Linked DNA regions of Homo sapiens: region 2 is linked to region 1. A link is an interaction called in ENCODE POLR2A ChIA-PET data of the cell type or tissue named here. Cell type or tissue: PC-3. All regions are shown on one strand. Region 1 overlaps GPATCH2 (G-patch domain containing 2). Region 2 has its middle 25 kb from the start of LINC01653.

Region 1 (4,000 bases):
CAGAAACACCATTTGCACAATTTGAAAATATATTGTCTAAAAAACAAACTGGGAGAAATTCTTTGTATTATGGAAAAAACTAACATTGGAAAAAATGAACAAGATTATAAAAGCACTCTTTAAAAGAGACTACTTTCTTCCCAGTCTTTACTCATTTATATGTTATTAGAATACACATATTTCTCTCTCATAAGGTCTAAATGCCACTTAAGTTTAGGGAAAGAGATTAAGCCAATTTTTTAGATTAAAAATGAATTATTAGTGTAAATGCTGATCTAAAATTCAGTAATTAAGGGAGATAAATATTTTATTTTAAAAATTAATTATTTTTTACAAGTTTAAAAAATATAAATAAAATATCTTTTTATTCATTGCTCGTAATCCTAAAATAGATTCCAATAAACAATACATAAAATATTTTAAGGTGACTTTTTAGAACCAAAGGCAACCTAACAACAATTCATTACATTCTTATAGGCATAGAAAAAAAGAAAATGAATGAATAAAAAGCGATTTTGAATTGCTTACCTGCTGGCTGTTCTCACAGAACAATTTTTCTTGTGTCCTCTTTCAGCTCGATTATCTCTCAGAAGCTGATGCTACACAAAGTGTTAAGACAAAGTCATAGAAACAAAAATATTTTCATTATATTATTTTGCAAGTAGGAAAATATTCTCATTCAAAGGGACACTACTCATTTATTTGCACGGCTTTTTTTTTTTTTTTTTAACTGGTTTCTCTTAAAGCAAAGACTGTAAGTACTACTTTTTCTGGAGTTCAATAGTTCAGGGAGACAAGTTTTTCTTTTTAAAATTCATTCTTTATTGTCACTGTTGCAAAATTATCAGTGAGAGTTAGCAATCGAGTTCTTCCTGGACAGCTAAACTGCCCTCTTAGTCAGTTAAGATGTAGCCTGGAGATGGAAGCCTAGAACTCAGTTCTTTTTTTGGTTCACTGCAGTAGCCCTGGTTGAAGTAATGCAACCTCTCTTGTCAACGGCCTTCACTGTTGCATTCAGCTGTGAATTTTTTAAGGCTTTGTTACCTATGCTGACATAAAGAGCTAATATTATTTTCTCTGTACCTACTGGCCTAACATGGTAAAGAAACACGCTTAAAACATTCTTCTTCAAAGAAATTATTGGCTTGGAAATATATAATTAGAAAAAAACATATTTGATTGCCTCCTCAAAATGCCTTACCATCCACTTCCCTTTACACTTGCTTTACCCTAACTAATTGGAAAGAAAAAAACAAATAGTCAATATTCTTCACTATGTGCTCACTCAAACTCTAGCTTATCTTATTTATGCAGAAAATATGATTATATGCAAGACTGGGCTAAAACGAAGTTGTACAGAATATTAGCAATTAACCCCAACAAAAATAAAAGTCTTGGAAATAATAATACAGGATAGAGCTGGGTTCTAATCCCAGCTGGGCCAGTAACTAAAAAGTCACTAGGTTCCAATAATAGCTTTACCATTTACAACCTGTGTAACTTTAGGCAAAGTACTTAACTTCTCTAAGCCTTGGTCTCCACCTGTAAAATGGAAATAACAATAATATCTACCTGTAAAGCTACTGTGAGTATTAAGTAATATAAACCATTTAAAATATTCAGTGCTATAAAACTGGAACATAGGAAATGCTGAGAAATAATATGGCTTAAATGCTATGATTATAATTATGATGAAAATTAATGGGACTAGCTCTCAGTAGGTATTATCTGACCAGTATCAATAATTTCTAATGACGAATAACTGCTTTGAACTGTTCAATTACATCACTTAGAATCAATTATTAGTTTACTTAGCTGTCCTTGAGAAGGAATAGACCTTCCTTAGATGATCAAGAATATGGTTAGGCTCATTCTTTCAGGAACGTCTGAACTAAATAAGTATTCTTAAATTTTCTCTTAAATATCTACTTCTTTTCATCCCCCTTGCAACCATCCCAGTTTAGACCACCATTTTCTCTGTCCTGGAAAAGTCTCCCAAATGATCTCCCTGCTTCCAGGCCTGCTTCCTTCTAATCTACTCTCCACACTGCAGACACTATGAGCTTTCTAAAATTAATCTAATTATATGACTCTATGGAGATCAAACTCAAAATCTTGTACAAGGCTTTCATGACCCTTCATAATTTGATTACATCTCTAAATTCATAATTTATTATGCTTCCTCCTACCCCAACCTAACCTTCTTTCTTCTAAATTATATATCCTAGCCATAGTGAAGTTCTTAGTTTGGGGTATGTACCATGCTGTTGCTCATCTCTGGCCCTTTGCTTGGGTTATGCAATTTGCCTATATCTTCAGGGTTCATGCACTGTGTCTGGAGCATTTTAGTGCTCAGCAAATATTTGCTGAATGAATGGATGAATGAAATAAAGGAACAGGAAGTGAGATCTGGTATCTGATATGTAGCTGAAGCCATATCTCATTATTACTACTTATAGAAAAGAGCAACCAGTTATCTTAAATCCATTAATCTGAAAGTGTTTCAATTTAGAAACACTTCGTACCATGAACACTAAATTGTTTCTGAAAATAAAGAAAATTAATTACTTTGGCATTTCTAAGTCTAGTGCCTTTTAAAAAATATATATACAAACCAACATTTGTGACACAGATAGCTAGAAGTAAGATGATGAAATCTCTACCTCTACATTAAATTAATAATAATAGTTAATAGTTAATTATGTTTTCTAATTCTAAGATAAAAGACAGATACTTGAACACTATTCCTGAGGCTTGTGTTACAACAGTTCAAACAAAGAACTCAAAATCCCAAACCAAATGTTATGGAAAAAAAAATAAAAAATTTATAGTTTAGTTTTGAAAAATGCAATTATAAGGACCAAAATAAACATTAGGTTGTATCTACTAGGTTTCGATAGTTCTCAGAGAGGCCACCAATCTGGATGAATTTAAATGAGATAGCACCCTCTCTGAACGTTGATGTTATAGCTCCTTTTATTAGATTTATATTATAATGTGTTTTCTTCCTCAAATGTATAGTTTTGATGGGCTTTGTACATAAAAACAAGTCAAACAATGGCATTACTTAATGCAATGCATCTATATGTATAAAACCCATCACAAACTTATCTCACCTTATCAGTACAATTATACATCTGGGGATACCACTGCAACTTCAAAAGGAAGCTCAGATAAAACTACAGAGATCTCTGGGTCATGAATCACAAGTTAATATGTGAGCTTAGATCTTTTATGGGGCAAAGATGAAAAAATTAATCTAAGGTGTTACTTGAACAACATGTATTTGCATTTAGAAGGCTCCTGGCCAGGTGCAGTGGCTCACGCCTGTAATCCCAGCACTTTGGGAGGCCATGGCGGGCGGATCACCTGAAGTCGGGAGTTCGAAACCAGCCTGGCCAACATAGCGAAACCTTGTCTCTACTAAAAATAGAAAAATTAGCCGGGCATGGTGGCAGGCGCCTGTAATTAATCCCAGCTACTCAGGGAGGCTGAGGCATGAGAATCGTTTGAACTCGGGAGACGGAGGTTGCAGTGAGCCGAGATTGCGCCACTGCACTCCAGCCTGGATGAAAAAGTGAGACTCTGTCTCAAAAAAAAAAGAAGACTCCCAACATATTTTTTTTTAAAGTCAGATTATGAATTCAAAACAAACAAGAATCCTTGATCCCTGCTCTAATAAGCAAGAGCAGCTCAAAAGACTCTGAAAATTTTTTCATTCTTCTTCTTGATACATTTTTTTTTTTCTGTTCCCTTGGACTCCTATCAGTGTCACAAGTGAGGTTGCTTTCTGGATTCTGACTCAATAATGTCAACTCTGATCAAAAACAGAACTTGTGAATATGGTGCGAAGTGCTTCTTACCTTCCAACTTTCAGATTGCTGGACTTAGGCCAAACGAAGATACAATCCCCTTATTAGTGACCTGCAGATGTATATTAAAAAATAACTCATATAAGAATTACATTAAAATCTGTAAGTAAAAAACCTAGGTACAATTG
Region 2 (4,000 bases), 580 kb after region 1:
TCCTGCAACCACACAGCCAAAGAAAGCCAAGATCACGTGTTATGAAGTTGAAAGAAGGGTGGAGTCTAGTTCTTGGTCCTGCTGAGACCGTTGCCTCTCTCCTAGCCAAATGAAGGATCCTTTTGACCTAATGCTACATAATACCAGACTTTACAAAGATGAAGGAAGTTTTAGAAATTGTGAGTCTAAGTCGTATTTTTAATTTAACAAACATACCAGAGCCTTTCTATCAAATAGGTAACCGCCTTCAAAATAGTCACCTTAGTTGACTACCCACTTACTCTAATGACACTGTCATTGATAAAAAAAATTACTATAACTCTATATGGAATGTCCTGAGAATCAGTGCCATTTATTTAGAGTCAAATATCTTTTTAGACCATTGATGATATTATACCACTAATGATCAAATTACCCATCCAATTTTACTCCTACATGACATTTGGCTAGTTCCAAAAAACAAGCCCATCCTCAAAAAAGTATATCAATTTGCCACTAATTAGGACATTCTCAGATTCTCAAGGTTATTTCAAAAAGGGAGTTATAAAATGTTGTTTGAACAAGGCTGCATTAATGGAATTTATGTGTATTTTCCCAAGGTGACAACTTTGAAGGGGGCACCACTCATTTGAATGAATTAGTTCTAGCTTATTAGCTAAAATGTCATATTATGGTCATACAGATGCCCTAGAGAGTAAAGAGAGTGGTATATAGATGTCTATGCTCCCTTATTATTTTTTTATCATACTAAGGGTACTGAAAGTGGAGGCGTGAATGTAATAATGTCCCAGACACCTACAACATCTGTTCTTTACCTTAAAATAAAAATAACAGTTTTTAAAGCTTTAAAGATGCATATCTATTCTTCTATTCTTTAAAGACCACGAATAAAAGTATTCAGAGGATATACTCTATTCATTCTGCTTAAATGAAACAGTAGGTATTTAGTACCTAAATTATATATGAAAAAAAGATTAGTCTTGGAGCAACTTACAAGAAAAGATATAAATACAAAGATGACTATACAAAATGGAATAAAAATTGCAGGCTATCAGGAACTAAAGGTTAGTAAAAGAAATAACAAGACCTTTCAAGGGTAATTAATTGAACAAAAATGTGCTTTAAAAAAAGAAGGCTGGGTGCAGTGGCTCACATGTGTAATCCCAGCCCATTGGGAGGCCAAGGTAGAAGGATCACTTGAGGCCAGGAGTTGGAGATCGGTTTGGGCAATATAGTGAAACCCCTGTCTCTTCAAAAATAAAAATTAAAAAATTAGCCAGATTTAGTGGCATGCACCTCTAGTCCCAACTGGTTGAGAGGCTGAGGTGGGAGGGTTGCATGAGTCCAGGAGTCTGAGGCTGCAGTGAGCTATGATCATGCCACTGCACTCCAGCCTGGGCAACAGAGTGAGACGCCATCTCTTAAAAAATAAAAATAAAAAAGTTTAAAAAAAAATGAAAAGAAGGAGGAGGAAGAGGCAGTGGCAGTGGATTTTTTCTTCAGTGGTTGGTAAAGGAGGAGGGGGTCACAGGTGTCAGATATAAGAAAAAGGAGAGAAAAACTACACCTGTTGTTTCACCCAGTAGATGAATAATTGAAAAACTCAGTGTTGGGTACTATCCTCAGTGCTTAGGTAATGGAATCATTTATACCCCAAACTTCAGCATCATGCAATATACCCAAGTAACAAACCTACACATGTTCCCCCGCAAAATGAAACAAAAATTGAGAAAAAAATAGAAAAACAATATAAAGATTTGGTGGCCTGATCATATTTCAGTGGTACCTTAGTAGACTTTTTGGCTGGATGAATTAGATGCTTAAAACAGTGGGCTTCAGGCTGCCATTCAAAGTCCTATTTTCTCATTTCCTCCCATGATTTTAGACTCTACCTTTAACTTCACAGACCCTCGTTGGAAACAAACATTCTTTTAGAAGGAAGTTGTATGAGTCAGGTATATGGATCATTACAAATCCATGCAATTTACAGTAAAAAGTAATTTCAAAGGGTAATTCAAAGGATTCTATATCCATTGGGGGATAGTTAACAAGTTTTTAAGAACAGCAGATTAATCTATGCCTGTATGATAATAAAAATATTTGTATAAATAGCATACTAACATACTGTGAGAGTTCAAGTCCTTGTTTGTGGAAAAAAACCCAAAAGACTAATAAAGTCTATGTATTGTATGCTCCCTTATCATGCAAAATAAAATATTAAAATTAGGAAACTGTAAATATTATCCAAGTGGAATTCTTGTTAAGTTATTGAAAGAAAAAAATAAAGACCTATGCAAATTCTTACAGAATACTAGTATAACTGCTCGATCCCAACATCTGCAATAAAATAGAATTTGAAATCTGTGCATTTTCATTCAATATTCCAAAGCCACACATCATAGTGGCCTACATTCTAGACTCATTGCTATATGTCCTGTCAACAGTATATCCTCACAGTCAAATGGTCAGTTCTCTCTGTAAGTGCAGCCTGGACCTCAATGAGTATCAGCTCACTGTAAATAATTTCACGCTGAGATGTCAAGTGAGAGAGTTCCACTGTGACACTGATGAGTGGCAAGGTAGCAGAAAGCATCCAAGAAAACCCTAGCAAGCTCAGCACTGCAGGAGTAAAGAAGAAAAGAAGTGCAGACACAGCTGTGTTGCCACTGAAATCCTCTTTATGGTGTCTCTGTCTCAAAAGGCCTTCAGTTCAAAATATAGAGGAAGAATATATTTGGATGTTTACTCTCTGGCCAAGAAGCACTTCTTTGTTTTCGTCTCCTTCGTGTATTTTCACTCTCATTGTTACATATCTTTGGTTAGATCAACACACATCATAACCAACATGAGCAGTAAGAGAAGAGAGCACTGGCCCCTGGAATGTAATGGATGGAAGCCAGGGTCACAGACTGACCAGACTTCTCAGTAACTGGCCCTGCACATAGAGTTGGCTGTCACTGAGAATTTTAAAAATGGCTATTAGAAAATGAACACTGCACTTGGAATCAGAAGACCAAGACTTGAGTCCCAAGACTGGTTCTGATTAGCTTTGAAACCTCAGGCAAGTAAGTCACTGATCTCTCTGAGACCTAGTCTCTTCATCTAGAAAGTATCAAGTTTATTATCCTGAATCTTTTCCCGATCTAACATTCTAGGATGTTGCACATTATTTGAATTCAGTTCTTATTTCAGACTCAGAGCTATACACTTAGGAATGAGAAATTTCACAGCATTATAATTACAGCTACTCATTGAGTATTATGTATGAGCTCTGGGAAAAAAGGTTTTCTGTATGTATTTGTTACTCTTTCCAACAATCCTTAATCTTCCTTTGAAGATGAGAAAACTGATATTCAAAGATATTAAAGAGCTTCTCCAAAGTCACATAACTGTTAAGAGGCTGAGCTGAGATTGAAACCCAACACTTAAACACTTTTTCCATAATACTACACTGCCTTCTCCAGGATCTCAAATAAGGCATCTCTTAGAAACCCACAGGGGCATTTTTGCAAGGATAAAAAAAGTTGAAGATGAAAACATATTCTGAGCAATAAAGGTGAAAATTTAGCACTAGTAATTACACAAACACACACCCCTTGCACAAATAACTGTGGAAGCTCTTTTAAGTTAGAACATCAAGAGATAAGATTTCCTCCCCAACATTGAAATATGCCCCAAGGGAGGATTTAAATATAGCTCAAATCAGTACCTAATACTGATTGTTCATTTATTTGGTTAAACAAAGACTTAATCAAATGTTTGTCTTAAGCAACATAAGGCCACATCCTGACACTTGGATGATGTCTTAAGCATCTCCCAAGTGTCAAGTTTGGTGAGCAGCCCTGGGGATACACAGCCTGTACTCTTGGAGCGGTCTTAACCATAGCAAGCAAACCCTGGACCATGGCTGATATGGTTTGGCTCTGTGTCCCCACCCAAATCTCACCTTGAATTATAATAATCCCCACATGTCATGGAAGGGACCCCGTGGGAGGTAATT

Evidence for each region. ChIA-PET counts read pairs that join two places held together with the same protein. Peaks named below come from ENCODE experiments on the same cell type or tissue, not always from the same donor. Only the 100,000 strongest peaks of a DNase experiment are listed, where the experiment ranks them.
Region 2: POLR2A ChIA-PET joins it to region 1 with 5 read pairs; 1 of 35 experiments calls an interaction of 5 or more read pairs at or near these places.

Annotation. Positions count from the first base shown.
Region 1 is chr1:217,491,152-217,495,151 of GRCh38, forward strand. GPATCH2 (G-patch domain containing 2) reads right to left here. Exons shown (of 10, transcript NM_018040.5): 8 at 529-599. Among named protein-coding and RNA genes, the nearest start is that of GPATCH2, 140 kb to the right of the region's middle. In PC-3, no CTCF peak of the experiment used is centred here; a DNase peak (open chromatin) is centred at 2,330.
Region 2 is chr1:218,066,491-218,070,490 of GRCh38, forward strand. No RefSeq gene overlaps it. Among named protein-coding and RNA genes, the nearest start is that of LINC01653, 25 kb to the left of the region's middle. In PC-3, no CTCF peak of the experiment used is centred here; a DNase peak (open chromatin) is centred at 1,921.